Regions from separate parts of the Mus musculus genome. Here regions 2, 3, 4, 5 and 6 are each linked to region 1. A link is a loop called in an ENCODE intact Hi-C map of the cell type or tissue named here. Cell type or tissue: heart. All regions are shown on one strand. Region 1 holds the start of Sdk2 (sidekick cell adhesion molecule 2). Region 2 overlaps Cpsf4l (cleavage and polyadenylation specific factor 4-like). Region 3 holds the start of 1700001J04Rik (RIKEN cDNA 1700001J04 gene). Region 4 overlaps Sdk2 (sidekick cell adhesion molecule 2). Region 5 holds the start of 1700092K14Rik (RIKEN cDNA 1700092K14 gene). Region 6 has its middle 10 kb from the start of Gm31781.

Region 1 (5,000 bases):
CTCTGCTGCTAGAGTAACCCTGTCTGTTGAGTTCATCATGGCTGCCAAGCTGACCAAGATCCAGAGCCTTCCTCTTTTTATAGGGGATTAAAAGGCCACATCTACTCGACTTTCCTTTTTTCTATTGTCCAAAAGACCGACATGGAAGACTACTACTAAGAATAACCTCTTCCGGTTAAGGTGGGAAATGGCCACCCCTGCCATGCAATGCTCTCCATCCCCAGCTGGTGGCGCTGCTCTGAGAGGTTGTAAAACCTTTGGAACTTTTGTGTGTGGCTGGGGTTAGGTAGGGGTGGTGATGAGGTTAGGGGTGGGCTTGAAGGTGATATCCCAGGAGCGCTAGCTCCTCCCCTCCCTCCCTCCCTCTCTCCTTCCTGATCTACCTAAGATGTGAACAAGACCCACGACCCAAGTTCCCATGGCCACCCAGGAAATCCTCTCAGCCAGGCTCATCTCTGCCGTGATGGATTGTTCTCGCTGACTCTATGAGCTAAAATAAGTCTCCCCTTCCCTAAGTTGCTTCTGGCAGGTGTTTTGTCACCGTGATGAGAAACTTCACTAATATACCTGTATTTCAAGGCAACTTGTTTTCTCAGTTCCTTTGGGTAAGATAATGATGCTTTCTGAAGGTCCCTACTCTCGTGGCATGGGGGAGGGCGGGTTGGGGGGGGAGAGTCTACCTATCCCTATCTACAGCACCCTGAGTTCTAGTGGACAGGGAACTCTAATCCAAGAAGGAGTCGCTGAAACCGTGGTGCTGGGAAGAATATACAGGGTCTTGAATTTTGTTCTGAAAATCCATAGGTTGCGGATCGCCTCGGCCTTGGCTCCTCTCTGCTCCCTCATTTCTCTTCTGAATGGTGTGATGTCTGGTTCTTTGGCTCACTGTTTCTGCCTTCTCAATGTCAGCTAAACAGCCGTGGGCGTGGGCTTCACAGCTGGGGGTGGAGCCTTGCAGCTTGAGCAGCAGCCCCCACAGACAGTGAAGGACTTGGGCGACTATGTGTGCTGGGAGTGGAAGCGTCCGTCTGTGCCTCCAGGGTGTCCCCACTGGTCCCTGATGCCACCCAGTGCTCATGGAACACACAGTCTGATCCTGTAATTGAACACTCTGTTCTAGCTCCTGTTATGCTAGAAACTGAAACAGAAAAAAAAATTTTTTTAACACAGTAACCACATCAAAAAGCTGACTCTGCCTGACCTATCCTGAGCTCTGTTTATATGGAAGGGAACAGAGGCTGGGCTCCGTGTCCAAGGCTGGGAGTAGAGAAGGGGGTAATCTTCTGTGATAGCAAACAGGCCCCCCATTACCTACTCCAGCCATTGTCTTCCTCCTGGACACAGTAGTGATGCGTCCCCTCTGTGATAAAGTTTCCCCGGCAAATAACACCCATTCGCTAACCATGGAGAGGTGGTCCTTGTGTGCCGTGGGCGTTTTCTTAGGAGAGGTACCATTTTACCCACTTACCTGCTGGGGGGGGGGGTGTTCTGGAGCAGCCAGGACTTCCTTCTCTTTTGAAGTGAATTCTGCTGCTGCTGTCTGCATCGGTCTAGGTTCAGAGGCAAACACAGGGAGAAAAGTCTTGCCTAAGGACTAATCCTAATGGTGGAGGGAGATGGGATCTAAATAAAGGAGGAGACCCAGCCTGTCCCCAGAGCATTGCAGGAGAGCTGTATCCTGTATCTGTAAGTCCAAGCGAAAGGGTGGGGGTGGCATTGGGAGCAGAGTGGGGTGCAGAGCCTGAAAAAGGCACACAGACCCTCCTGGTGGGGTACCCACAGTAGCTTCACCTTCTGCATATCTCTCTCTGTGTGTGTGTGTGTGTGTGTGTATGTATGTGTGTGTGTGTGTGTGTGTGTGTGTTTCTAATGTGAAGGTTCACGTGTGTTTACATTTGAGTGACGGCCACAGGGCAACCTCAGCTGTCTACCCGCAGGTGCTGTCCACCTTGCTTTTTAAGAAAAGCTCTCTCATTGACCAAGTTGGTTAGACTGGCAGGTCAGACACCACCAGGAATCCACCTGTCTTTGCCTCCCTAGCACAGGGATTTCACATGAGCACCACCAGTCTGGCTTTCTGTGAGGCGGGTTCTCAGGGAGCGTATAAGACTCAGGAGCTCCAATGATTTATCCACTGAGCTCGCTTCCTAGCCCTCCTGTGACCTTCTAACTATTCTAGGGGCACCAAAAACAGGGGAATGGTGTCTGCAAGTGGCTTTTCCAGAAACAAGTTCCTCTCAGAGGGATAAAAAGAAAACTACCTTTCTGTGGTTGCATAGGCTGATTCCCCGCCCTACCCGCCATGCTCTCTCTTTTCCAGATGGATGGAGGCAGGCTGGATGAGAGCTTCGGGGATAAGGACTCCCCTTAACCACATGAGCATGGAAGACAGCCCACAAAGACAGGAGAGCACCCTCCCTTTCTTCATCCTATCCCGGGGATAAAGCGTCTAGATTTGTAAGGACACACTTGCCTGTTCAGAAGGTCTGCTCTTAGGATGAGCACAAATGCTATTTGGAACCTGAGCAGCAGCTAGCTCAGACTCTTGCAGTTACAAGTCTGGGCACTGGACCCAAATGGAGAAATCCACCAAGGTTTCAGACGTTGGTACCCACACGAACTCCAGCCCAAGGGCACAGACAGTGTCTCTGCTCCGATTGCTGGCTAAGAAGCAATTGCTGCAAAACTGACTCTCAGGCCCCCTCTGTGAGCAAGCCCTGTAACAACACCCTAAAGAACAGCTGTTTCTGATGGGATGGGCAGGGCCTGAGCTCTCAAGCGTGTAGTTCAGAGTCTGGGGCTTGGGGGTAGAGAGGCAGAATCTGGGTTTCTCAGAGATGGGAGGGGCGTGGCCACCTAAGGGGGAGAGATCTAGGCTGCTTATCCCCAAAGCCACTCCTCAGTCAAAAACTCAGTCGGATAACAAGCCCTAGGCCCGGACTAGGTTCAGACTGCCAGGGAGAAAGACAAAAGCAGGGTTTGAAGTGGACGAATGTAAAGCTGAAGACAGGCAGGCTAGGTTTTTCGTCTATTTCCACTAAATGCTCAAAGCTGTTCTTCCAAGGCAGGTGAGGAGAGAACAGTAGAGCGATGAGAGGTGTTCAGTGCCTGCGTCCATAGCGATGAGAAGAGGCTTGGGGACTGGAGAAGATGAGGCAGAGCTCTCGAAGTCAGTGAGATGCCTGAAGGGCAATGACCAGAACTGGAAGACCACAGGGGTGTGTCTCCGAAGACCTGGGCCCTGGAGGCATGAAGAGAAAAGCTGGCAAAGGTGACGGGCCTCAACCCTTCCTTTTCCAGCCGAAATACCAACCTTGCAAGACTGATTTTTTTTCCCAGCAGGCTCAGTGCCAGGGACTACACCGTCTTTTAGGAAACCCACGGAACTGTTTTAATTTCTTTTAAAATCAGGGGAAAAATTAAATGAACTTTTAAATGAAAGAAAATGTTTTAATATGTAGTAATATATTTGTTTTTACGCCAACACAGCCGCAAAATATTACTTTTAATATTTTTAATAGAGAAAAGAGCCCACGGAGGTAGAGGCGTCTGTTGCCTGTAAGTACAACTGTTAAAGGGGTCTTCCAGCTCCTGGCCTTCCCACACTAGAAGGTACATTCTGCTCCCTTCCCTGGGCCACGAGGGAGGACCCCTCTGGCTCTCTCCTTTGTGTCTCTGCTGCTAATGTGCCTTTAAAGGGGGAGCTCAGAAGAAGAAGAAGAAACAAAGAACGCACGAGTTTGGCACCAACTTCACTTTCTCAGCCTTCTGCAAGTCCCAGGCTTCCCCTTTATCTTGCTCTCCGCCCTGAGCGTTTCCAGACTTTTAAAGAGTCTGACCTGGGAAGGAAAAACTGGAATCAACCGGTTGACACCCCCCCCCCCCCCAACACACACACACACCCTTCCCAAACTGTTCTGCCTGGTCGAATCCAGAGGGGTACTGGGGGCTTCATCCTATGGGAGACTGGGATAAGGCCTTCTAGGGAGGAGTGAGGGTGGGCTGAAGCTAGAAGACCGGGCCAGAGAGAGCGGCTCGCTTGCAGCCCGCGCTACTGCCCTCCGGTGGGTCCCGGAGACGCCAGGCGTCCGCGGCCGCGCACACGGATTGGGTTTCTGCGGGGCTCGCTCCCGGGCCTGGCTCGGGGCCGCCGCCGCCCCCTCCCTGCGCGCAGGCTGCGCTCCAGTCGCGGCCACGGGGTAGCGCTCGGCCCCCCTCTCCGCGTCTCCGCCTCCGCCGCGCTCGTCTCCGGCTCCCGCTGCCCCCGCAGCTCCAGCTCGGCGCAGGCAGACTCTCAGGCTCGGCAGCAGAGCAGCTCTGAGGACGCTGAGCCCGGGCAGCCCAGAGCTCCAGGCTCTGCGAGGCAGCTGCTGCCGAGGTGGGCGAGCAGCAGGCGCGGCCGAGGCGCGGGAGCAGCCGTGGAGACTCGGGTCCCCGCGCCGGGCGAAAACGCCGGGGGGCCGAGGCGGCGCCGAAACCCCGGATCCCAAAGCTGCCGGCAGGGCTTTCCCGGTGCGGCTCGCGCCGAGCTCCATCCCGGGTGCGGCGGAGAGCAGGACCCGCCGGTCTCCTCCTCAGGATCGCCCGCAAGAGGCGCGGTGCCCAGGCGCTGGCTGGAACCTGGGCCGCCCAGCCGGGTACCCGAACCGGGCATCCATCCCTGCCCGCAGCTGGCGCAGACATGGGCGCACGGGGCTGCGCGCCGGGCCGTGGGACCCGCAAAGTTTGCTAGCCGGAGGTGCTCAGAGCCTAGGGCGAGCCCCGCACCGAAGCCCCAGGGGAGGTACCCCCGAAATCACTGAATTGGGCACGAGGACCGTGGAGCTGAGAAGGGTGGCTCGGCCCCGCTTAGATGCCTTCTGCAAAGTTAGAAGAGAAGAAAACTTCGGCTCCGGGGAGATTCGGACCGTTATGCTAACCGCGCCCCCCGAGCCCTGCGCCCCTTCTAAAAGACACCCGGCGCCCGCGCCTGCTACTGTGCTCCGCTTACATCAAGTCCC
Region 2 (5,000 bases), 360 kb after region 1:
GTGCCCCAGAAGTCCAGCCTTATCTGAGCCTAAGCTGTCGGCTTCTCTGAACCCTAAGAAAATACAACCAAGGCTGGATATGGTGGGGCACCCCTCTAATCTCGGCACTAGGGAGGCTAAGGCAGGAGAATCCGGGATTCAAGGCCAGTCTCAGCTACAGAGGAGTTCAAGGTTAGGCTGCACTACAGGAGACCTTGTCTAACAACAAGAAAGGAAATAAAAATTAGCATTCAAGTATGGTGGTGCACACCTTTAGCCCCAGCACTCAGGAGGCAGGCAGATCTCTTGAGTTTGAGGCCACAGTAAGTTTCAGGACATCCAGGGCTCCACAGTCAAACCCTGTTTCAAAACGAAGCCAACAAGGAGCTGGAGAGCTGGTTCAGTGTTCAAAGCACTTGTTATTCTTCCAGAGAACCTGCATTTGGTTCCCGGAACTCACAAGGCAGCCCACAACTGCCAGTCACTCCGGGGCGGATCTGATGCCCTCTTCTGGACCCCTCGCCTGCCACACACATTATGCACACACAACATGCAAGCAAAACACCCAGACACACACACACACAAATCCTTCAAGAAACAAGAAATAAAAATAAATAAAGGCTGCAGAGCCAAGCCCGTGTCAAGCCTGCGGCCTGTTAGTCTCAGTGACAGTTACCACAAAGGGAAAGCAATAGGATCCTGTTCCCCACTCCAGGCCTGGCCAGTCAACCCCCAGATGACTGTCAGGAATAGCCTTGAACGGAGCACCTCTCAGTCTCTGTTGGGCCCAGGCCAGGCCAGGCCTCCCCAAAGGAGATGTGTTTGGTACTGCCACTTGGAATGCTCACCGGTACCCCCCCCCCCCCCGGCCCCGACCCCCGCCATCTTCTTCCTACTCGCCTGCTCTTTATAACTTTTATTTTAGATGAAAATGTCATGGTAACTCCCAAAGGGGAAATCCTGCATCACTTGTTGGAAAGAGAAGGTCACTGTGTAAATAAAGCCACGAGGTTTAGAAGTCTGGGCCCTAAAATTACCTTGTGTGGTCAGGTCTCCTCCAGCCTCTGTCGGGGCCAGGTCCTGGGCTCGCTCTTACCACCCCTTTCATTCTGTCCCTCCCTCCTCCCCCTCCCTCCTCCCCATGGTGATTTCTCTAGCCTCCTTCCTTGGCTCCAGTGAACTTACCCACTTGAGAGCAGCTTCTTGATCAACCTGTGTTTAATATAAACCTAACTGGCTCATTTCACCTGTGGAGAACTAATTTATCAGATGGGGCTGTGTGTTATATTTCATAACACTGGGTACCTTGAAGGGGCAAAGTCTTTCTCAGGGCAGGGGAAGTTCGTCCCAGTCCAGCGTTCTAGACTGCCTTCTCCAAGGAGCCAGCCAGTGCCTCTGGCAGTTCATGAGGGTGCCTGAATGTCTTTCTAGAATAAACAGACGAAGTTTATCTGGAGGCTGGTCCCCATAAGTCACTGCCTAAAGCATTTTCACTTAGAAAGATCCCTTTAATCTTTCATCCCTGAGTCCCCGGGTTTGATGAGCAGATGTGGTCCTGCATGGGACCACTTTTGCATGCAAGTAATTATTTATGCGCAGATGTGCAAGCTCACCATCGTGATTTGCAATCTAAGGTTTTGCTCTCAACAGTGGGTGAATACCTCTAATATTACAAAAAGCAGCCGGGCGTGGTGGCGCACGCCTTTAATCCCAGCACTCGGGAGGCAGAGGCAGGCGGATTTCTGAGTTCGAGGCCAGCCTGGTCTACAGAGCGAGTTCCAGGACAGCCAGGGCTACACAGAGAAACCCTGTCTCGAAAAACCAAAAAAAAAAAAAAACAAACAAAAAAAAACAAAAAAAACTTATATGACTTATATGCTAGGTGGTACATGCCTTTAATCCTGGAACCTAGGAGGCAGTTGTCCTTAAAATATCATATGTGTGTATGTGTGTGTGTATCATCCCTCACACCTCCAGTACCCCCACTTGCTATGCAGACCAGGCTGCCCTCAAACTCAAGAGATTTGTCAGCTTCTGCCTCCCAAGGGCTGGAATTAGACTCTAGAGGAGTGTACCACCATGCTCTGCTTCGGTGTCTATTCTAAAAATACTACTGAACTGCAAGTGGTCTTGGGAGATGTGTAGCGTACACGAGGAGACCAACTGAAAGGGGTTGACCCCATGATGCAGCATCTATCTATAGTTGGCATCTGTGGTGGACTGAGACTTGGTGGAGATCCCGCTGTTTTGGAGTCAGTTAACTTCTGTAAGCAACACCTTACCCACGCTCTGTAAATAAGCTCAACAAACTCACGGGCATGCACATGTGCACGCACATACATTGTTGAGGCCTGGCAGCGCAGGAAAGAACATTTAGTAACTGTCAGGACTGAAAGGAGTAAAGGCCTGTGCAAAAGATGGGAGTGCAGGCTGGAGTGTTGCTGCCACCTGCTGGCCAAGATCTGGAACAGCAATGTGCAGCCCAGCAGGACAGACTGGTAGTTTTGAGTCCAGAAACACTAAGATGGCCTAGGATGTGCCAGTAAGCCCTTTTGTGAAAGGAGACAGGACAGATCACAGTCCTCTTCTGATCTAACTTAAGATCCTTGTTTGGCAGTTGCAGGCGGCCCGTGCCTCCAAGGCTGCCTCCTTGTAGAAATGCAGCTGACCAAGGCTTGGTTCACCGCATAGACACAGCCCAGCCCAAGCTCACCCCTAACGCAGTCCTTCTGAAAGGTTCCCTGGGGCCCAAATAGAACCTCTACTCTGTCCACGGTACTTTCTGCAAAACACCCCTGCCCTTCCTGGGACTCTGAAATGGTAGCGTGTTTCTAGTTGAGATAGATGACCAGAAGGTAACTTCCCCTTTCAGTGTTAGAGGCCTTCCAAAGATGGTGACAGGGGGAAGACAATTCCATGGCAGGGTCAAGGTAAATCAGGGCGGGGCTGTGGAAGTGTGAACCTGGTTATAGACAAAAGACCGATGGGCTTTTCAGGGAACTGCAGCAACAAGGAATGCCTGTTCCTGCACTTGAAGCCAGTTCTCAAGCTCCAGGACTGCCCGTGGTATAACCAAGGGTTCTGCAAGGAAGGTAAGAGCTTGCGAGACAGGGATAGGATGCCCGAGGGATGCGGGTGTTCCCGATGGAGATGCTCAGCAAGCAAGGAGTAACATTCCCCATGAAACTGGGCCATATAACTACCCCAGTGGAACGCCTTTCTGAGGTTGTCCGAGGCTTGTATGCCGGTGGAGAAATCTGAGACATTGGGAGACTCAGCCTGGTGTCGGCATGACAGGCTTCTCAGGGAAGGCTGTGAGATTCACACCCTATTCTCAGCGGGTGGATGTAGGACCTTGGCTGAGAAGACTAGTAGAAAGTCTAGTCCATGAGAGACACAGCTCCCAGGTGCTGAATGCCACCTAAATTCCACCCTTTCCCTGTCTCCCTCTCTTCCTGCAAACTTGGAAGGTTGTGTTCCCATGGGTCTCTGGGTCTTATCATATGTGTCCCGTGGGCCTCCGGGTGAGCGTCTTAGCACTGGGTTGGGAGTGGCTTGAGCATGCTCGCCATTCAGTACCTGCTTTATGCTGGGGGAAGGCAAACTGTGGGGATGGAACCCAGGGCCTGGAGCATGGTCCACCTGTGCTTTACCATCGAACCACATGTCCAGCCCTTACCTGAGCCAAGGTCTCTGCCCCATCTGTCTCTGGCTTCAGGGACATCAGCAATGTCCCTTACCCACCCCGTCTCCAGTGGAGAGCCTGCTACAGCCTGAGCTTTTCCTCATAGCTATTCGTGTATTCTTCCCTCTGGGTGAAGCAGACCCTCGCGGCCATTTGCTCTTTGTCTAGTAGGTCCCCTGTGTAAATACCGCCATGTTCATCAAGTACTGTGTCCCAACTACTTCACCGGCTTCTGCCCCGAGGGACCTCAGTGCCAATTTGGGCAGTAAGTATGATCCTTCTAGTCTCCAATCCACCGGAGTGCTGGCCCCTACCTTCTGGATCTAGATCCTGACATGATGTGATTCCCTTTGCCCTTGGTGGGAGGTCATCTAGCAAGTGTCTCCCTAGGGATTTTCGCTGCTGCCCCACCCTGGAGGTCTGGGTCCTGTTGGCTGAGTGGGCTCCAGCCTTCCCTGTTAACATGCATGTACTCTCAGGAAGGGGTGCAGGTGGGGGTGGGAGCAGGGCTAGCAGGCTATGGCCCACTCTAACACACACACTCGCGCCACCCCCTCCTATGTCTCCCTCTCCTCCCCTCAGCCCTAAGATGAGTCCTCCGTTCCATCCCAGTAATGTGAAGGTAAGTTAGCGCTCTGCTGTTCACATGAGGGCCTCTCTCTTTTGGCTCCCATACCTGTCTGTGCTTCCTCGAGCTATACTAGTCTCAGGAGACCCCACTCTTACACCATGCACCTGCATGCGGTAGCTCCTCTCAGCCTCTCTCAGCCCATGATGTCTGCACCTGGAAGGGTCACCCAGAGAGGCCTGCCTTCCTTTCTTTTCTTTAGCTGGGTAACACGGGGATGCTTTCTTTCTTCCTTGTTATTTTTATTTCTTTGTGTATATATATGTACATGCACACTTGCCACCGTGAATGTCTGCAAGTCAGAGGACACCTTGGAACAATTGGTTCTCTGCCGTCTGGGTCCTGAAGGTAGAACCCAGGCCGTCAGGCTCCCCTGCAACCGCTCTTACCAACCGAGCCATCTTGGCATCCCACACCAGTGGGGTTCACTGACAAACAAATCAGGACACAGTCCAAAGCCAGCTTTCTGAATGAAAACTATGACGAGTCATATATTTTCCTGGTCCCGAGGGGGAGACATCTTATCCCCATGGTTACCACGCATCAGTGAGAATTCACTTCAAGGCTCAGCAGGCTAATCATGCTCTCCGGACCACACCTCAGTGAACCACGGGTCCTCACTAGCCAGGCAGGTGTTCCAGAGCTACAGACGAGCATCCTAGCCTCTCTATGCTTGTTTGCTCTCCCTCCCTCCCTCCCTCTTCCCTC
Region 3 (5,000 bases), 120 kb before region 1:
CCCACTTCCCCTACCTCTCTCTCTATTGCCCCCTCCCCTCTCCCATCTTTGTTCAGAATGAACTCCTTAAATGCAAGAGTGGAGGTCCTGTGCATCTGGTGGAGACACACTTTACAGCCTCCTGCCCTCTCCTGCTGGCCCAGTTCTTTGCCCATCAAACTGTTCCTCCCTTTAACTCCCAAAAGAGTCATGCCCAAATACCAGGTCCTGCTTCTCACTGATCCGAGGCCACCCTTAGCATAGCATAACTGTTTGGGGACACATTTTCCTTCCTGTCCCCAATGAAGCTCCAAATCAAGGGTAGAGTTCATGGTCTAATTGAACAATAGCTCCAGGGCTGGATACTGAGCTGATGCAGATCAGTTGTGAATACATAAGGGATGACAGCCCCGCCCCACCCAGCCCCGCCCCACCCAGCCCCACCCCGGCTGCCTCTAAGAGTCCTTCCTCCACCTCCTACTGACTTACTCACTCTACCATCTTGTCACAGCACTTACACTCTTAGGGCCCCTGGGATATCTATTAATCTGACTATATCCTGTCACCCTTCTGGGCCAAACCATTCTGCTGGCAGATCCCATGTGGGAAGAGAGTGAGCAGGGGAGGGTCCATTCCCCATCCTGAGGTTGTTGGTGGAAGACGTTCACAGGATTCCTCCTTCAGGTCCCTTCAGATGGCCCCCACTAACTTAGGGGTTACAGGGTACCTTTGACTGCAGGTCACCTTCCTGTGACTTGACTTACAGGTGCAGAACACCATGGGGTAGCATTTCTTTATCCTCTTTTTTTAGCCGATTCCCTCCCTGACTAGATTTACCTTCTGTCTCATGTCTGGATTTTAGAATGGGCTTGCATTTCCTGTACACACAGCGATGGCTGGGCATCCTGGAAGTGGGGCAGGCAGCTGAAGAACAGAGAAGCAAGGTTTCCACCTCACCCTACCGTACACATGCTTTGGACTTTGGAATCGAAGTTCAGGGGGCATCTTAGACCTGCCAGTTTGAGGACGGACTCAGTCAAGAGGCACAGCGGGGGCCCCTGTGCAGGATGCTCATACCGGGCTAAAGAGACGAGCACTCATGCGAGGTGGGATGTTACAAAGGTCCCTACATCTCTTGGTGCTACCCTTGAGAACCGGACCCAGGCCTACAAAGCTCCTCCAAACCCAGACAATAGAGTCCTTCAATGCCCAGCTTCAAAAATGGGGAGGTAATAAAGGTAACAGGTGGACGGACAGTCCCTTACAACCTTCCGCTTCTGACTGAACAGATCAACACAGTTTGGCCCATTTCCCCCCTCATCTACATTCCTAAACAGCTCTAGAAGAGCCTGAGCCCCTCCCCCTCCCCTTCCCCCCTCCCCTTCCCCCCTCCCTTCATCCTCCTTCCCTCCCCACAACCATCTGCCCAAGGTTCATCACGATGTCCTGGGGTCCTATCTCATTTGCCTTCTTGGAAACACCCTGTTACCCTTCAGCAATGATGCGAGAGAGCTGGGCTCTGGCTAACTTCGGTCGCCTAGCAACCCTAACAGACAGACAGCCTGGCCAGTCACCGTTGGCCGTTGATATCCACCTGCTTCCTGAAGCTAGAGGGAGCCACAAATCAAGTGCTGCCCCACCCGGCCTCCACTCTCCCTGCCACCAACACCTGACCTTCTTCAAGCCCCTAAAGAGGCAGCTGGGTGACCACTGCTTCTCACCTCGCCCTTTGCCCTCCACCTGAGACCCATTCTGCAGCTTAATCTGTGACATTTAACATAAATAGTTTTCTATTCCCAGCTGACCTTTAATAGCTTTTATCATCAACTGCGGTTCCTGGCAGCCGTACAAAAGCTGCTATCTGTTGCCTCCGTCCCTCCCAACAGAATACCCAAGGAGCCCCTAGCTTTCTCCATGTGAAGCCTGGGGGCCCCTGGAGATGTCTGCTGAGCCTGGAGCTTGCCACTCTCCACCAGGAAATATCGTTCTGTGTTTCAATTAGAATTAGCGGGGAAGCCAGTTATTAAGTGGTTAGTTATTAGGGTAATAGAGACACTCCACATTAACAGGGGCAGCTGCTCGCTTTCCTCTAATGGCCACTTCCAGCCCTGAATCCCTCCCCGATGCTCTATTGTAAATGTGCAGAATGGAAATGGGAGGGAGCAGGTCAGAAAGGGGTGGGTTCTGAGGCTCCTCCTCCCTACTGCGCCCCTCCCACGTGGATAGCATCCCCGAGAAGTGAGGTGCAGAGGTCACTTCAGCCATTCCAAAGTGTGTCTTCACACCCTCAGAAGCAGAAGTCACTGTCTGGGCTGGCGGCCACTTCCTCCGACCCACTCTGAGTCTCTCTCCTCATAAATGGACTCTGTCACCACTGGACACCTCTCTCAGGGGTTTGGGCTATTTTCGCTGTTTTGGGGTGGAACCCCAGTCTTGCCTATGTTACCATGGTACCGTGGAACTGCACCGGGCTCCCAAGGTTTGGGTTTTGCCAAAGGTTCTGGAGACTCTGAAGGTTCAGAGAAGTGACCAAGGGCCCACAAGCTTGAAGACAAGAGAGCTGGGCTCTGGCTCCATTCAGCCAGATGACTCCAGGTAAGTCACATGACCTCTAGGGGGCAGTGTACAAGTCTCTCCTCGGATACATAGGTTTGGTCTCCTTCCCAGCCACCGTTTTACCCCAGGGCACCCAAAGTGCATGGCTTTCATTGTAGAAGCAAGTCAGAGAAGATGGTCTACAGCCATGGTAGCAAATTCAGTTAGGGCCCATCAGTATCAGCAGTGGGCCTGGCATCCTGGTCCTACTTCACTGATGCCCAGAGATCTGTTAGTGGAGATGCTCTCAGAATCTGCTCTCCTCCAGGAGTAGGCTAGATAAGAGTAACTCTGCAGACGACTATCTGAGCTTATCCTGTGGGTTCCAATCTTGTGCACCACATGACCCCAGACATCACGGAGCCCTTGACCCTTGGCTTTCCCATTCAATTATAACATCATGGGGATCAGTAGCCAATACAATGTAAGCACCTGCCCAGGGCTGCAAGAAGGGAGCTCCGTCCAGGCTGTGATTGTCAGTGCCGCTGTTAGAAAGAGAAATGGCAGCCCAGGGTAGCATCCTTCTCTGTGCACCCTGATAAATAATTGAGAAGGGAGAGGAGAAGAGGGAGACTAGAGAAGCAGGAATAAGCAAGGATAGAATGGAACAGCTAGGAAGGGAAGGGGTGTGGAGGGAGGGAGGGGAAAGGGGAGTAGCTCTATGTAAGAGAGGAGAAGAAATGGAGTGGAAGAGGAAGAGGGAGAGGAGGAAGGAGAGGAGGGAGAGGAGGAAGAGGGACAAAGAAAGGAGAAGGAAGAGGAGGGGGGGAGAGGAGGATGGAGAGAAAGAGAAAGAAGGAAAGAAGGAAGAGGAGGAGGGAGGAAAAGAGGAGAGAAGAGGGAGGGCCCCGGATCTAGAGGAACACTGGGTGGGAGCTGGGGAAGCCAACACCAGGAGAAGGGTTTAATTTGTTTTCTTCTGCTCAGCTGTGCCAACAAAAAAGCAAATGAACCCGAGGAGCCCAGACAAGGTAGCTGAGACAAGATGCTGACATGCAGCTTGGACCCAGGGAAAATTATCTTCCTAACTTCTACCTTGGTACCATAATCGCACTCTGGTTCTTGAGGTGGGGGGTGTCCTGGAGAGCCCCTGGGTTTGATTCCTTTAATCTTTGACACCGCCTGTCACGACGGAGTGTGTAATTAGGACGCACTGTACCTTCCCAGCAGCCCAAGCTGCCTGGCAAGAGGCGAGCCTCTGCTGCTAGAGCCACAGCAGTGGACTGGCCGCACTCTTAATTGGCTGATAAACCTTTCTAGGAATTTGTCCAGTTTCCCCAGGGATGGAGCTATGGCTGGACCACGGCAGGGATTGTTCTTCTCAGAAAGCACCAAAACATAGCCTCAGTGTGCTCCGAAGGTGGGGGATCTACAGCGATGTTGTTTTAGGGGTACAGGGTCTTGAGTAAACCCTGGCCTCCTACTCAGTGGCCTGAAAATGTGTACACATGTTCCTCAGAGCCTCTCAGTATAGCTGGATCAACCCGAGTTGCTCACACATCTGAACCTCCGTCCTTGCTTGGCCCACCCATCTCATTGTGCTCGACTCTGAACAGCATGCTGCAACCCCAAAAGCACCAGAAGAGACGGACTTGCCAGGGTAGAAAAAAAGACTCTTGTTTTCTACACCAGGTAGCCAGAAAGGGCTGAGGGAGGCTCCGAGGAGATGGGAAAGCAGAAGATGATGCAGGTGATACAGGTGATGCAGGTGATGCAGGGATGATTAGGAGGCTACCGCCTCTTTACAGAAGGGACTCAGGGAAACTGGATCACCTGTTTAGAGTCCAGATGGTATGGAAATGGGTCACTGTTGTTTACTGCAGATCCCATTATGAAGGTATATTCACTGCTACCAAAAGGGGAGCTATTCCTCCCTCGCCCTGGAACCCAACCTCTTTTTCCATGTACAGGTCTATTCCTTCTGACCAGTACTGACCCAAAAGCCTACAGGCGTAGGCAGGGATGTTCCTCTCCTCTGGGCCACTCTGTTCAACAGGCCCTTTGCATTAAAAGCTTACAAAGAGCCTGTGCCCATTCACCCATCAGCTGGAGCATCAGACCTCAGCTCTGAAGTGTGGGGCCAGCCAGAGGAGTAGGGGTGGGGGGCTGATTCTAAAACGTGACTATGAGTAGGGACTCTAGCCTATGCTGGGAGTCCAGCAGTGCCCTGCTAGGGTTGGGAGTCCTGAGCAAGGGCAGGACACCCTCTCAAGGGGATGTAGGACTCTCGAGGTCTCTATAGCATTGTGCCAATCAGTGAAGCTCTGCATAAATCAGACCAGCCTCACACAAATCCCAGCTTCCTCATAGTGCCGAATGACCACTGGCCTGTGTGACACTCCTGACCTTGCTCAGGTCTCTTCTCTTAAATGCAAAGTGACAACTGAAGGGATATTTGAATTCTAGTCAGGATTGTCATGAGCACT
Region 4 (5,000 bases), 200 kb after region 1:
TCTGCTCTCTCTGTCTCTGTCTCTGTCTCTGTGTCTCCCAGGCCAGACCCAAGACCCCCTATGTCCCACTGTAAGAGGTCTATCTGTCCCAACCTGGTAGAATCTTTATCCATCTGCCTGTCTGTCTACCGATCTACCTGTGTATATCTCTCTCTGTGTCACGCCTCCCCTGCACTGCCCCGCCACACCCTATATCCATCCATCACCTCCTCAGCTTCCCTGAAGGTGACTCTCTCCAGAAGCATCCTGTCCTGTGCTGAGGTACCCCTCATCACCTTGTCAGCTTGTGTCCTGCCTCCTCTCCCCAGCCCAAGTGCATCTGCCCCCAGGCCATGGCTAGCTGGCTGCAAGCAGCCACAGCAGACAGATTGTGGCCTCATCGGGTGAAGGACAGACATGGCGGTGGGTGGAGGCATGGCAGAAAGGATGATAGAAAGGGTACTGCTGCCCTGTGAGCCTGTGAGCCCCAGCCTGTCACCAAGTCCCAGCTCAGCCTGTCACTTAACACTTAACTCATTTAACATGTCCAGAGATGGGTGGGCGGCTGAGACCTTCCAATGCTGGAGCATTTAGGGCCAGCATCAAGGTTTCATCTGATAACCCATAAAACCCTATGTCACCTCAGGGGAGCGCATCTTGGCCAGTGGCTCTGTCCAGCTGCCTCGATTCACACTGCTGGAATCTGGCAGCCTGCTCATTAGCCCAACCCACATCTCGGACGCCGGCACCTACACTTGTTTGGCCACCAACTCTCGGGGAGTAGACGAGGCGTCAGCAGACCTGGTGGTGTGGGGTGAGTGACCATCCGTAGGGGTGGGTCGCCAGCATCTGTACTCCCATACTGTGTTGCTGACACAACCAAGGCTCTTCCTGTCACAGGGATGATGACAAATTAACTCAGAAGCCAGGAACCAGGAGGAGGTGGCCCTGCCAGCAAGGCCACTGGATGGAGAGGTCATGCCATGCTCAGCTGAGTCCAGAGAACTATAAAAAAGCTGTCTTATGTATTTTAGGGCAGAATCAACACAGGGCCAGAGAGTAAATATTTTTGGCTCTGCGGGCTAGACAGTGTCCATCAGGGTCCCTCTCCTACCCTTGTGCTGCTGAGAAAGCAGCCAAGACATTAGTGGCATGGTGGTGAGGCCCATTGAGGTGAGCTTGTCTGTTCAGTATGCCACCCACCATTATCAGCCTGGAGAGAAGCCAGCAGATCTCTCAAGCCTTTTCCACTTGAGGTGTGCACCCCAGACATGCAGGTTTATGGACATACCTCTCCAGGCTGAGCCCTAGGGCCTCGAGTGAGTAGTTGCCTGTCACCAGGAAGCTGGCCTGGTGGCTCTGGTCACTCTCAGTTTGCAATTTTCATTCTTTCTATGGCACCGAGTCCACACCGTGTTTGTGGCTTCAGAGAATCACAGTGTCCCTGGGACAGTTTGTCCTTTCCACTCTCCTGGGACTTTTTTGTGACATAAACCTGTCAACATATGAGGTCATCGCTCAACATCTCCCAGCATCCAGATGTGCAGCTCCAGCGTGTCCCTCCCCCGCCAACTATGGTGTCAGCCCAACCTCCCTGTTCACTAAACATATCCCTGTCTTACAGCCCGGACACGCATCACTAAGCCACCCCAGGACCAGAGTGTCATCAAGGGCACCCAGGCCTCCATGGTGTGTGGAGTGACCCACGATCCCAGAGTGACTGTCAGGTACTCCATGCAAAGTGGGAAGGGACGCTTATAAGACAGGATGGCAGCATCGGGGAGTTGATGCCGTCTGTAAGGCCTCACCTGGGGGGCTATGTCCAGAGCTGGATACAGGGCGAGATGGAGAAGAGGCTTGGTGCCTAAGGACCATGCTGTGTGAACCGTGTTGATGCAGAGTCCTGAGGCAGGAGATGGTAGACAGAGAAATAGAGCAAGGAGGAGGACTCAGGGGTGGGGGGATGACTCAGAGCTAAGAACACCTATGTGTTAACCACGAGGACCCGAGTTCAAATCCCCATATTCCAAAGCAGGGCACAGCTGCATAAATACCTCTAACCCTAGCTGTGTGGAGAGGCAGAGACAGGAGGGATGGAGCTTGCCCCAGACTTCTGAGGTTCAATGAGAGACACTGTCTACGAGTACGGAAAGAAATTACAGACAGGACGCCTGGCATCCTCCTCTGGCCTCACACGCTTAGCACGCAGATATGCACTTCACCATACACATATTGTGCACATATACTAGACAGGAAGAAAAGGGGCAGCAAGAGAGGAGGGAGACGAAGAGGGAAGGGAAAAGGGTGTTTAGGATAAAGAGGTAGAAGACCCCTGCCGCGTGCTCCCCACTTTTTAAACCCCCTAACTAACCTCGTGTGAATGAATTAGTTTAAGCTCCTATTGTAAGGTCTTCAGGTCTTATTTTAATATTCATAGTGGAGCTGTCTGGGCAAGAAGACACAGAGGTGATCACGGGGCTAAGACAGGACAGGGGATGACCCCGTCAGAGGGCATGTAAAGGAAAAGCTTAAACAGAAGTTACCTCCTGCCCCTGTGGGAAAGCCAGGACCAAGAGCTCAGTGTGGGTCTAAAGCAAGTGTCTCGCCTGGGCGTCTGTGGACCAAAGCTCCACAGACCCAACCTCAAACAAGGACGCCCAGGGTACTCCCAAACCATAAGAAGATCTGGGAGCCGCAAGACGGAGGGGTGTGTTGTGTCCCTTTGTGCTCTCCGGAGAGCTCCAGAGGCTGGGAGTCAGCATAACTGCTCCTTCAGAAGATTCCAGCATGTTGCTGTCTAGCTAATGAGTAGTAACACTGTCCCACAATTGCCACAGAGGCCAAGAGGCCACGAGGGGCGGGCACTCCTGCCTCCAGCAGACATGGCCTCCCTAAGCCTCACAGTGGTGTCCTGGGGCGCCACCTGGTGGTCACTAGACAGAGGACAGTCTGCCAATCAGTATAATAGAGTTCTGAGGAACCAGGATTGCAGGACTCCAGGCCTGCCCAGGCTGAGAAACGCTTCATGAAGTGTTCAACATTGACCTTTGGGGCGTTGTAACATGCCAGCAGGGACAAACATGAGCCCTGAAATCACACAGAGGTAGTCAGAATGTTGGCAGACTGACTTCAGGATCCTGGCTTTATCAGATTTTTCTCTAAAAGAAAAAAAAAAAAATTAATAGAGCAATTGTGAAAGTGCCCTCAGAGAGAAGCCATCCCCTGAGTCACAGTCTCGATGACATACTAGTGTCCTTTCTCTAGTTCTCAACTATGTTCTGCTAGTTGAAAAACTCCCAAATAGCCACTATGTTATGTCAGCAGCTGTTTCCATTGCTTGTGTGTATGCGTGCATTTGTGTGCCTGCATGTACATATGTATACATGTATGTGCATATGTGCATGCATGTGTGTATGTGCATATGTGTGTACAGGTGTGTGCATGTGTGTGTACATGTGTGTGTGTGCGTGTGTGTGTGTGTGTGTGTGTGTGTGTGTGTGTGTGCACACGCACAGGCAAGAGGCAGACATCAAGTATCTCTTCTCTATCAATCACCAAGAGTCTCTCACTGAACCTGGAGCTCACAGATTTGCCCAAGGCCAGCCCTTTGTCTCTGCTCCCAGCCTGCACTCCTTGGGCAGTGGCAGCCCCTGCTGCCATCTGCAGCCTCAAGATTACATAGGGGTAGGGGACACAATGCTCAGTATTTTTAAAGCCGCCCAGTGGTTCTGATATTCTCCCAGAAACAGGATATTCTAACTACAAAGTACAACGGGGTCCCCTGAGCAGACTAGAAAGGGAGAAGCCAACGGCTCACATTTAAGTATTGGACGCTCAAATCCCAAGCAATGTGCTGTCAAGACAAAGCCAGGCCCCAGGGGTGAGGCCCAGACAGCTGCAGGCTGCCCGCCATTCTCAAAGAATCTATTTGGTATCTGGATCCAAATCTAGACAGGACACGAACAATCCACTTTGAGACATTATTAATATTAATAAATACTTTTTATACTTTTACCATGTAATGAATTTATTACATTGCAAGAGGAAAATTCAGATCAAGAAAAAAAAGACTAGCAGAAAAACCCATGTACAGTTAACCATTCCCCTTAATTTGACACCATCAGTAATGATATTTGAGTTCCATTAAAGAAGCCAGACACACTCTAGTCTCTAATCCTTTTCCCTTGCGGACCTACTGTGCCCCCTGTGCCATGTCAATAAATATGTTTGCATCAACTCAATTACTGGATTGCTTAGAGTCCACTGTCTGAGGGAAACAGTTTACCAGTTCACAGTGACTGCATTCTTTTCATTATTATTTCTAAATTTTTGCTAATATGAGAAATCTCATTACAAGTATCCTGGTAATCAAATTCTGTACACATCTCTGATTTGCTAAAGATTGGCTGATGTTATCTGGAGCCAAAAGGGTTCCTGAAAATAATGCCAAGAATGTGATATGGGTAGAGGGGTGTGTGTGTATGTGTGTGCGTGCTCTCACGCGCGCACGCCTGGCTTTTTTAGATAGGCTCTTATTATGTAGCCCAAGGTGGGTTGAAACTTGTAGCCACTCTCCTGCCCCAGCTTCCCAAGTGATAACATTACAGACATGAGCCACCAAGTCTGGCTACGTATATATTTTTGTTTACTTTTGAAAGAAACCACTCAAGCCAGGAATGATAGCACACACCTTTAATCCCAGCACTCAGGAGGCAGACGCAAACAGATCTCTGTGAGTCTGGAGCCAGCCTGAACTACATAGCAAGTTCCAGGCCATCCAGAGCTACATACTGAGACCCTGTCAAGAAAAGGGGGGTGGGGAGGGAAGCAAACACCCAAGTGTCTTTCAGAGGCATGGTACACATCTTGGAAGAGGGGATATTGCCCTGGCAGGCACTGAGTGATGTTGGACATTCTATTAGTTGTGGTATAGTTCTTGTTGCTGTTCTGAAGTAGTTTGTTTGTGTGTGTGTGTGTGTGTGTGTGTGTGTGTGTGTGTGTGTGTGTGTGTGTGTGTGTGT
Region 5 (5,000 bases), 130 kb before region 1:
TGTGTGTGTGTACATTCCTTGCATGAAAGCAAGTGTGCATAAGTGGATGATTTTGCCAGAGATGCCGAAGTAGGGGGAGACAGAAGAAGGGGTGGGGCAGTTAGATAGTTGGATCCAAAGGAGCTCAGAGACTCTTGGCTCATCCCTCTTCAAAAAGATCCAGCGAATTCCAGCAGTCCAGAGGGAGCAGGCATACAAAGGAACACAAAGCCTGCAGGGATGCTGGAGACAGGCCCTTTGCAAAGCAATCTATGGACACAGCATTTATTTTCTAGGAAGATTCTAGAAGAGGTGAGGCTGTATTTCAGACAACAGAGGAATTCAAGTTCATGACCTTCACTGCCCCTGCAGAGCAAGGGTCCCCTTCCATCCTTGTAGCAGCTGGTGGCCATTCTCTGCCCCCCCCTTCACTCCCCTCCCCATCAACCTTTATTATTGGGGTTTTCCACTGAGACCTAGACATCCATAGGTTTGTACCTTTCTGCTGACCCTGATCATCACAATGGTGTGTGTGTGTGTGTGTGTGTGTGTGTGTGTATCAGAGAACAGTGTCCCAGTGCCACTGCCTCGAGGCACCTTCCAGGCATTTTCTCCTGTCCTTAGAGATCGTAGCATTGAGGTGCATCCTCCAACCACTCAGACTGTTATCGATGGAGCCTTGGGGGACAGTGGTGGTGGGAAGGCAGGCAACAGGGTGGTGGTATGAATGGGTCCCTGAGCACCTGGGTAAACGGGGGGCATAGATGGAAAGAAAGCAGATCCCATCATTCTGTGGACATGAAGGAAGAAGAAATCAAGACATTCTGTTACACAGGCCCCATGCAGGAACATTTATAAGATGGTTGGCTTCTCTATCTAGAATGGAGGACAGGTGGTCTGGGAGAGGGACTCTCACCCGGATGCATGTCCATCCCTCCACTTACCATCTAAAAGGTGCACATAACAGGGCATGGGAATGGAGGGTCTTAGCTTGGGGACTGAGTTCAAGCCCCTTGGTTGCTTCCTGACCCTATTCTCACTTCAATGCTCTCTTGAACAACCAGGCCACTCAAGATTGCATGGATTCAGTTTCCTTTTGGAGAATTTTGAAAAGCTTTACTACACATATTTGTGTGTGTCAGTGTGCATACCAGCATCTGCATGTGGAGGTCAGAGGACAACAGGCAGGAGTCAGTTCTCCTATGTGGCTCCAGGGGATCGAACTCAGGGAGTAAGTCTTGTCTGCAAGCATCTTTACCCACTGAGCCAGCTCTCCAGCCCATCCTCAGGGGATTATGAGAAGGAAGGCAGTTAGCCAGCCCAAGAAATGTGAGAAGAGCTCCTGCAGCTGCCTCACTGAAGCTTGTCTTCATAGGGCTGAGTTACTCTCATATCCCCAGCTCATCAAAAACACCCCAGTGGGGCCCCTGCCATCCTCCCTCCTGCCATCACCCATAAGATCACAGGACGAGATAGGTGGAGGGACCGGCAAAGCAAACCGTCAGGGTCAGGGCGAGCTCCTCAGTAACTTCTTATTTATTGGCCTCCTCCAGTCTCGCGGTTGCTGGTTGTGCTCAATATTTTATTCTTGTTGTACCTGCTCCGAAGCGGAGCTGCGGGCAGTTTTGATAAATGGATTGAAAGGAAGTTTTGTCTGGTTTTGCTGAAGCTTCTGTAAGTGCCTCTGGATCTTGGGCTGAAATGATATTTCCCCAGCTTCCTGCTGTGATCTCGCTCCCGGGCGGCTCTTCTCCTCCCCGCTCTCCCTGGGCACTCTGCCTCCCAACCCCCATGCACGCATGCACATACACGTGCAAGGAGGCACAGATCTGTATACTCACTCAGGACCACTCAAGGTACCAGTGTGGAAGGGAGCAGAGTGTGTGTCCCTATGGACCGGCAAGCCCATACTACAGTCTTGTGCACAGACATGCCCTCGGTGCACACGAAGGCAGACACACATGCTGTCCTCTCTGAGTTCAGCCAGCCCGATCTGCAGGGAAGCCCTTGATGAGCATGGGTAGAGATGAGCAGATCCCAAGAAGGAAGAAGCCTGGAACTCTGATGATCTCTGCTGGAGCCCTGCCCCCAGCTGCTGGATTCCTCCAGCCTTCCTCCTCCGCCTGCCTGCAGGCCTTGGAGGCCCCACTGGGCCAGCTGGAAGCTTTATCCAACCACATCTGAAACAGCTCAGGAGCTGTGCCTGGCCGCCAGCCGTTTCCATAAATAACTTGCTGAGCCTGGCTCCTTGCCCTTCTGGTGATGTCATTGGCGTGGGCCCAGTGATGAAGTCATAGGCTTCCCTTCCCTGAGCCCTCCCTTTGGGTGGAGCGAGACACCCCTTCTTCCCCCTTCACAGAACCATTACTGAGAAATTTCACCTGTCTGTCCTCACCTCTTCCTGTTCCCACCACTCCAGGTATTGGATACAGGCTTTCCACCATCTGGACCAACTAACTGTGATGGTGCCAGACAGCATCTTGTCTCCCCATTGTCAGTTACTGAGCCGCCTCCCAACTTTGCCATCTCCTTGGATATTGTTTCCAGGTAACAACAGACTTTTAAGTTTCAAGGGTGGCAGAGAAAGGTTGGCATCTTGATGATGCTCTACACAAGCTTCTCCAGCTGTGTGACATCAGACAAAATACCTCACCTCTCTGTGCCTCTGTTTTCTCATCTTTAAACTGAAGACAGTAAAGAAAGCTATCCCAGGACTGCCTAAGTCTTCCGTGGGCTCACAGAGCTTGAAGTGTCGATACACTGGACAGGCCCGTCATATGAACCACATTTCCACAAGCGCCTAGTTTTGTATGTTTTCTGCTCTGTGACTGCGGTCTTCTCTGTGGTGTTCATGTCTGGAGCCAGGGAGCCATCTCAGTCTCCTTGACACATTTCTTGCTATGTAGCCAAGGATAACCTGGAACTTCTGACCCTTCCACCTCGAGAATGCTGGAACTGCAGGTGTGAGCAGACGCTGGAAGAACCAGGGGAGGGGGGCACGGTGGGAACTGGTGGGAGCAGCTCTGAGGTGCTCAAGCCCCACCTGCCCTCACCCTCTGGACAGAAGGAAGTGACCTTCCTCCTCAGACAATCTCAAGGAAGTCCGGGATTGTTCTTATTTTCTATAGGAAGAAACTGAGGCAGGCTGGAGAGATGGCTCAGGCAGTGAAGGCTTGCCATGTAAGCAGGAGAACTTTAGTTCAATGCCCAGAACCTACAAAACTACAAAGAACCCAGCTCAGTGTCATGTTCTCTTAATCCCAACACTGGGGAGATGGAGTTAAGTAGAACCCTTCTGGAGGCCCATTGGCCACCCAGCCTAGGCTAACCAGCAAGCCCTGGGCCAAACAGAAGCTGTCTCAAAACCAGGAGCTAGCTTGGCCATTAAAGGCCAAGGTGTCCCTCTGTCCTCTCCCTTCTTCTCTCTTCTCTTACCTCTCCCCCACCTCTCTCTCTCACACACACACACCACACACACACACACACACACACACACACACACGAGAGAGAGAGAGAGAGAGAGAGAGAGAGAGAGGTGGAGGCAGAGAGATCAAACATCTTACTACCAGGACAAACAACAACGGCATCCTAAGACACCCATGGACCTGCCCAGAACCCTTGCCTGATTTCCAGATGTGTGCGCTGGAAGAGTTCACAGGAGACTGTGTCTTTGAACTCGGTGGCAGAGGTGAGCCTTGGCTTCTGTGTCCCATGCGGTGGCCACGGAGCCCCAGGAACTGGGTCAGCGAGATACACACCGGGTTTTGGTGATTTTGTATAGGAAAGGGAATGCAGGAGAGCTTATGAATAATTCCTTGGGATTCATTATGCGTTGAGTTGATAATGTTTTTCGTGTGTTGAGCCAACTAAGGGATGCTATTACCGATGGTTTCACCTGCTTCCTTTTGCTTTTATGAGCTGGTTATCAGAGATTTAAAACCACATGCGTGGATCCTATTAGATTTCTCTTGGGCGCCTCTATTCTGGTGCCTGACTGAGTTCTGAAGAGAGTTCACTGATCTTCCCATGCCTGGGTTCTGACCCAGTTAGCATAGTGCCTTCAAAACGAGGGCTGCTGCCTCCTGCCAAAGTAGCCACCCGTCCCTGCTCTGGGGTCATGAAGGGACAGTGCAGCTGAACAGGTATGACTGCTTGAGCTCCTCTTCCTGTGGGATCCAGAACCCTGAATTTGGCCTTCCATACTTGGGAGAGAACCTTAAGGTTGTCCAAGTACCACAAGAGTGCTAGGCCAGGAGTCAAGGCCATACCTAGTGGCCTTACTGTCTAGATTCCATGCTATTCCTCACTGGCCCTGAAGCCTCCATTCACACGAGTCTTACTCATTCTTCAAAAATAAGTCACCTCCTCCAGGAAGCCTCCCCAGACTCTTCTTGTATATGTGTGTTGTGTTGTGTCAGTACATACATGTACTTGCGCATGTGACCCTGTGTGTGTATAAATGTCAGAGCCTTCCTTTATAGCTCTTTGCCAGGAACAGGGTCTCTTGCAGAACTGGAAACTTAGCCTTTTAGCTGGACTGCTTGGCCACTTAGCCCTCAGGATCTACCTGTATGTACCCTAAACAATGGTGGGATTACAGGTGCAAATAGAACTTAAAAATATATTTTTAAAAATGTATTATATTATTTTATGTGTTTGAGTGTTCACATGCTTGTCCCGGAGTCCACAGGGGCCAGAAGAGGGCATCGGATCCCTTCAAACTGGAGTTTACGGTTGTGAGCTACCATGCTGGGATTTGAACCGGTGTCCTCTGGAAAAGCAGCCAATTCTCTTAACCACTGAGCCCTCTAGCTCCCACATCCAGCTTTGTCTGTGGGTGTTGGGGGTTCAAACTCAGGTCCTTAGACCCCCATACCTGCAAAGCATGAGCTCTTACTGTGCTATCTAGTTCCCACAACACCTTACATCACCCTGGACCATCAGAATTTGTCAAAATGTCATTCAACCACAGACAAGGACCTTGTCTGAGGGAAATTGGTATATATACAAAATCTCCAAAA
Region 6 (5,000 bases), 570 kb before region 1:
TTGGCCTGCAATATCAGAAGTGGATTTTGTCTCTCTCCTAGAGGCCTGAGGTCTGAGATTCAGCTGTCAGCAGGTCTGAGCTTCCTGATGGGGCTGGGGGGTGGGGGTGGGGGGATAGTGAGGGGGGTGTGGGTGGGGTGGGGACCCTTCCTTGATTCTCTGAGCTTTTGGTGGCCCTGGCTTGTTGCTCAGTTCTCTGCCTCCAGGAAAACATGGCCACCTTCCCTCCCGCTGCCCTGATATAAGGACTGTGGCTGGATCTAGTGCCACACTGACTCGAGACGAGCTCCTCTTGCCCCATATCCACAGAACACCCACAAACTCTCCTCTCAAATGGGAGTTCATCTGAGGATCTGAGTGAACATGCATTTTGGGGGACACAGTCACCTGCTCCCTTCTACATCTTTCCTCTCTTCCTGGTCACATACCCTCTCTCCGTTGGGAAACTATCCCTCCCCCAGTCCACATGAGGCAGGTGGGCTGGTAATTGTAGTGGGTTTTCTCCTGTCCCCCTGGCCACAGGGTAAGACGTGTAACCTCTCTGAACAATCACATGTGTCGTCCCAGGCTGTAGGAGTGGCTCTGAGGGGAATGGGGTCTGAGCTGGCCAGGCAGACTCACCCTAGGGCTTTGGATATTTCCCAGGAGAGTTGAAGCAAAAGGGGACTGGGAGGTGGGGCGACATCACTCCAGTGAGCAGAGAGCCTTGAGGGATCTTGCTGTAGGGTCTCGCTGTAGGGTCTGTGGCCACCTCCCCTACTGCCTCAAGAAAGAAACTGGGGCTGGATGTAGTGGTGCATGCCTTTAATTCCAGCACAGAGGCAGGGAGATCTCTGTGAGTTCAAGGCCAGCCTAGTTTACATAGTGAGTTCCAGGACAGCCAAGGCTATATGGTGAGAGACCTTGACTTGAAACCGAACGAAACCAAAACCAAAATTAACAAGAAAGCAAGCTGGTAGTTGGGGTGTAGGAAGAGGTCATCTGTGGTCATTGCAGTGGGCAGATAGGAGCAGAAGGATGGGAGGGGGCGGGGAACCTGAAGAGCCATGAAGGGAAATCCAACGTGTGCTTGTGTTTCTTGCCTCAGAGGCCAGGTCTGGCTAACCATCTAGGGAATGATGAGCGCCCATCAGTGGGCGTGTATGAGGAGGGCTGGGGTGTCCAGCCATGGGGAACATTCTTCGAAGAGTTTCCACTCTGGGTAGGTACTGTACTAGATTAATGTCTCCAATAAGCACACACCAGGCCCCTCCTGTGTGCTGGGTCCCAGGGTTGTAGGGCTGTGTAGAGAAAAGACAATATTGAGGTAATGTAGGTCAGTTGGAGGCAAGGAGGCTCAAGAGGTGGACTTTGCTCCGGAGATGCTGGGCGGGAGGGTGGAAGGAAGCCCAATGCAGCGAGGGAGGCAGCTCCTCACGCTTACACAGCAGGTGCTTGGAAGCATTTGTTGAATAAATGAATTTAGATTATTTTATGGTTCACTTGCTTATGTCTGCCAGTGACTCACGCTGTGCACATCCTTCCTTTTGTGCAGCCTTCCCCAGCACACAGATACACAGGCACACACGTACACACATACACACGAGCACGCACACACACGTACACGCGCGTGCGCGCGCGCACGCACACACACACGCACACGCACACGCACACGCACACGCACACACACACGCACACGCACACACACACACACGCACACGCACTGTACACTGTTGATTGCCCAGTGCTTTGCCTGGCACCTGGAGCGCTGAGTAAGCAGCTGTGGTCCACATGCCTGCAAGGCTGTCAGATGGATGATTGGCAGCTGGTGGGGAAAACAGCCTTGCTCACTTTACTGTCTGCTTCCCCCCCCCCCCCCGCCCCCTCGGTGGTGCTGAGCTGGAAGCGCTGCGTGGCTTCTGGCACATGGGCTTAAACTCAGCACCTAATGACTCACTTTGTGGATTATCCACGGCCTGTTTCATTTATGACATCTCTCTTTTCAACGGTAAGCTTCTGGGATACATTTAGCAAGAACCAGGCATACGTGACCATTTTAACAGGGGTTCGTGACTCTCATAGTACTTGGGGAGCCTGGGGGCTTTTCAGAAGGGGGAGGGATGAAAACATCAAAGAGAAGCATGAGGTGGGGGCTGGGGCTGGGGTTTCTTTGCTGTTTAGAAAGTCCTGAGGCATGGGAGGGGTCAGCTCTTGCAGCCACGGACCCTATTCTTGGAAGGCAAGTCGTTGCTGCAGGTCCCACATTCAGCCACTAGATGTCAGTGTTTCTTAACAGACGGAGCTGGGGATGGCCTCTTGCAAGGGAAGTTCTAACTGGTGGTAAGTGCCTGCGGGGTGAGTGTGGATGCCACTGTCTATTTAAGAGTTTCCGTATATTTTATGTAGTGAGTCGTCTGAGGATCCCTGGAGTTCAGAACCACATTACCTCCATCCAGTCCAACTGCAGACAACTGTGTGTGTGTGTGTGTGTGTGTGTGTGTGTGTGTACGTGACATTGTCAGCAAGGAGAGGGTGGAGCTGGGCAATCAGGCTTTAGGAGCCTTTTTGCTTCCTGGCTGAGAGAAAGGAAAGACAATGTCAGATGTGGAGGGAGGGGAGAGGAGAAAGACAGCCAAAAGCTGGGGAGAACCCACCTCACATAGCATCACAGCATGGGCCACATCGACACCCTGGAACACTTCCGTGTGCCCCAAGCTTCACTCCTGGTAGAGCTTTGTGTGTTCCAGAGGCTCCCAGAAAATGTACCAAATGGAGGTTGTAGAGATGGAGGCAGAAGAGGGACATTGGAGTAAGAAGAATGATGGAGGCCCCCAGTATACTCATCAGAGGATGAGGAACAGAGCCCAATCCCCACCCCACACCCCAACACTTACTTTCCTCCCGGCTCTTCAGTGCAAGAGTTAGGAATCTTCAAATGTAAGGCAGGGATTGGCTCTTGAGCCCCCAAGGGCAGTCCTAGAAATGTCTCCACTCAGGGTGGTGACGGCTACGGGCCCCTATTGCAGTACGGTGGCCGGAGATCACAAGCTTCAGGCTTTACACAGAGATAAGAGAGGTTATCTGCTGCCTCCCCTGGTTGCTTCCCCACAGAGTCTCAAGTTCCGTCATTAGAGACTGTGATTTATTTAGGTCAGGCCCTGGCTCCCCCTAGGAATTTTACATAGTTTCTTGCATGTAATAGACTGTTCAGTAAATATTTGTCAACCAAAGACTCCATTAAAATAAAATACCCTGAGGATGGGTAAACCATTTTCCTTTGCTAACACTTCGCTGTGAATTAGCTGATCACTCTAACTAGTGTCCTAACGAGGTTTCTGAGGGCCGGTAGTTCCAATGGGAAGTTCTCAGGCAGGGAGAGAGGCCTAGTCTGGGCAAATGTCTAGGGGGGAGATGGGACCTGATGGGGAGCAAGGGCAGCTGTGCTGAAGGTCAACACAAGGACATTGGAGTGCTTGCTGCCGGTGACGAGGATAGCTCTTCCCTCTGGAGACTCTCAAGTGATTTCCCTGGGAGAGAGTCTAAGTCCTCTCCAAGGATGGGTATGGAACTGCTTTCTGCTCTGGGCAACTCTCGACACCCCAGTCCCAGGACCCTTGGATGCTTCAGCCTGACTGTTCCTTGAAACCTAATAGTGAGGTCACGTTAATTAAGCCACCAGCGTCACCTTTGCCCCAGCCCCAGCCCACATCTTTGCTAGGTTAATGCTGACGAGTTATTCACCTTGAACGGACCTACCACAGGGAGCCTGTGGTGAAGGGGAGATGGGACTGGCATCATTCTAACCTCCCCAGGGTGACCCAGCATCCACCCACACACATTTGGACCTTGTCTAATGAAAGCAAGAACAAATGCATGACTTCACCTATGTTCTAACTTTAACTCATCGCTGTAACAGAACACGACCAAAAGCCACGTTAGGAGTAAAGGGTTTATTTGGCTCCCAATTCCAGGTCACAATCCATCACTGAGGGAAGCCAAGGTGGGAACTCAGGACAGGATCCTGAAGGCAGGACTCACAGAGGAAAGCTGCTTGCTGGCTTGCTGACTTCCAAGCTCCTGCTTAACTGTCTTTCTCTACTTTAGTACTTCTTTCTTTCTTTCTTTCTTTCTTTCTTTCTTTCTTTCTTTCTTTCTTTCTTTCTTTCATCTATCTATCTATCTATCTATCTATCTATCTATCTATCTATCTATCTCTCCATGCATCCATGCATCCATCCACCCACCCACCCATCCACCCATCCATCTATCTACCTACCTATGAGACAGGGTTTCATTATGTAGCCCTTGGCTGGCCTGGAACTCACTATATAGATCAGCTTGCCTCAAACTCATAGAGATCCACCTGCCTCTGCTTCCCCAGTGCTGAGATTAAATGCTTTTTTCAATTATTCCCGGCACTCGCTGGCTCTCTTACACAGCCCAGGACCACCTACATAGAGAATGGTGCTGCCCACCATTCTAATTGATTAATTTTAACTAACTTCAGCATTAGTTAATAATCAAGACAAATCCCCACAGACATAATCCTGGAAATCCATCAGTTGAGACTCCCTTCTCAGGTGACTCTAGGCCGTGTTTACAGTTAAAGGTAATTAGAAGTGTTGGGCAGTTTTATGTCAACTTGACAGAGGCTAAAGTCATTGGAAGGAGGGAGCCTCAATTGAGAAAATGCCTCCTTAAGATCAGGCTACAGAAAAGCCTGCAGGACATTTTCTCAATAAGTGATCGATGTGGGAGGTCCCAGCCCACTGTGGGTGGTGCCATCCCCTAGGCTGGTGGTCCTGGGTTCTATAAGAAAGCAGCTGAGCAAGCCCCAGGGAGCAAGCCAGGAAGCCAAATAATCTCTTTTCTCTCCAAGTTTTGCTTTGGTCATGGTGTTTTATCACCGCAATCCTAACCCTAACGAAGACACTGGGACACTCTGTAAGAGAGACTTCATGTCTCCTAGCAGCCATTCCATTTACCTTTGAGTGACAGCCATGGCACTGAGGTTTCTGTGG

The links. Hi-C counts contacts between places; a loop is a spot of excess contacts. Peaks named below come from ENCODE experiments on the same cell type or tissue, not always from the same donor. Only the 100,000 strongest peaks of a DNase experiment are listed, where the experiment ranks them.
Region 2: a loop joins it to region 1, with 2.2 times the contacts of the local background. A loop is called at or near these places in 2 of 42 quality-filtered maps.
Region 3: a loop joins it to region 1, with 2.6 times the contacts of the local background. A loop is called at or near these places in 6 of 42 quality-filtered maps.
Region 4: a loop joins it to region 1, with 6 times the contacts of the local background. A loop is called at or near these places in 15 of 42 quality-filtered maps.
Region 5: a loop joins it to region 1, with 2.3 times the contacts of the local background. A loop is called at or near these places in 7 of 42 quality-filtered maps.
Region 6: a loop joins it to region 1, with 4 times the contacts of the local background. A loop is called at or near these places in 11 of 42 quality-filtered maps.

Annotation. Positions count from the first base shown.
Region 1 is chr11:114,066,304-114,071,303 of GRCm38, reverse strand. It overlaps Sdk2 (sidekick cell adhesion molecule 2), which reads left to right and starts at 4,275. Exons shown (of 45, transcript NM_172800.3): 1 at 4,275-5,000. In heart, CTCF peaks have their summits at 233 (motif pointing right), 2,706 and 4,149; a DNase peak (open chromatin) is centred at 4,153; H3K4me3 peaks cover 1,453 bases; H3K27ac peaks cover 2,553 bases; H3K27me3 peaks cover 1,545 bases.
Region 2 is chr11:113,701,342-113,706,341 of GRCm38, reverse strand. It overlaps Cpsf4l (cleavage and polyadenylation specific factor 4-like), which reads left to right. Exons shown (of 8, transcript NM_026682.2): 4 at 2,976-3,071; 5 at 3,833-3,929; 6 at 4,247-4,286. Among named protein-coding and RNA genes, the nearest start is that of Cpsf4l, 5.7 kb to the left of the region's middle. In heart, a CTCF peak has its summit at 2,432 (motif pointing left); a DNase peak (open chromatin) is centred at 2,431.
Region 3 is chr11:114,182,216-114,187,215 of GRCm38, reverse strand. 1700001J04Rik (RIKEN cDNA 1700001J04 gene) reads left to right here and starts at 467. Exons shown (of 3, transcript NR_166725.1): 1 at 467-745; 2 at 842-1,085; 3 at 1,476-1,778. In heart, CTCF peaks have their summits at 1,620 and 2,581 (motif pointing right); DNase peaks (open chromatin) are centred at 1,565 and 3,765.
Region 4 is chr11:113,863,698-113,868,697 of GRCm38, reverse strand. It overlaps Sdk2 (sidekick cell adhesion molecule 2), which reads left to right. Exons shown (of 45, transcript NM_172800.3): 11 at 626-793; 12 at 1,604-1,706. Among named protein-coding and RNA genes, the nearest start is that of Gm51930, 62 kb to the right of the region's middle. In heart, a CTCF peak has its summit at 2,904 (motif pointing left); a DNase peak (open chromatin) is centred at 2,847; H3K27ac peaks cover 354 bases.
Region 5 is chr11:114,195,698-114,200,697 of GRCm38, reverse strand. 1700092K14Rik (RIKEN cDNA 1700092K14 gene) reads right to left here and starts at 2,440. Exons shown (of 3, transcript NR_045930.1): 1 at 2,375-2,440; 2 at 1,821-1,972; 3 at 1,499-1,675. In heart, a CTCF peak has its summit at 2,118; a DNase peak (open chromatin) is centred at 2,197; H3K4me3 peaks cover 752 bases; H3K27ac peaks cover 2,284 bases.
Region 6 is chr11:114,633,779-114,638,778 of GRCm38, reverse strand. No RefSeq gene overlaps it. Among named protein-coding and RNA genes, the nearest start is that of Gm31781, 10 kb to the right of the region's middle. In heart, a CTCF peak has its summit at 2,239 (motif pointing right); a DNase peak (open chromatin) is centred at 2,218; H3K4me3 peaks cover 1,202 bases; H3K27ac peaks cover 921 bases; H3K27me3 peaks cover 2,022 bases.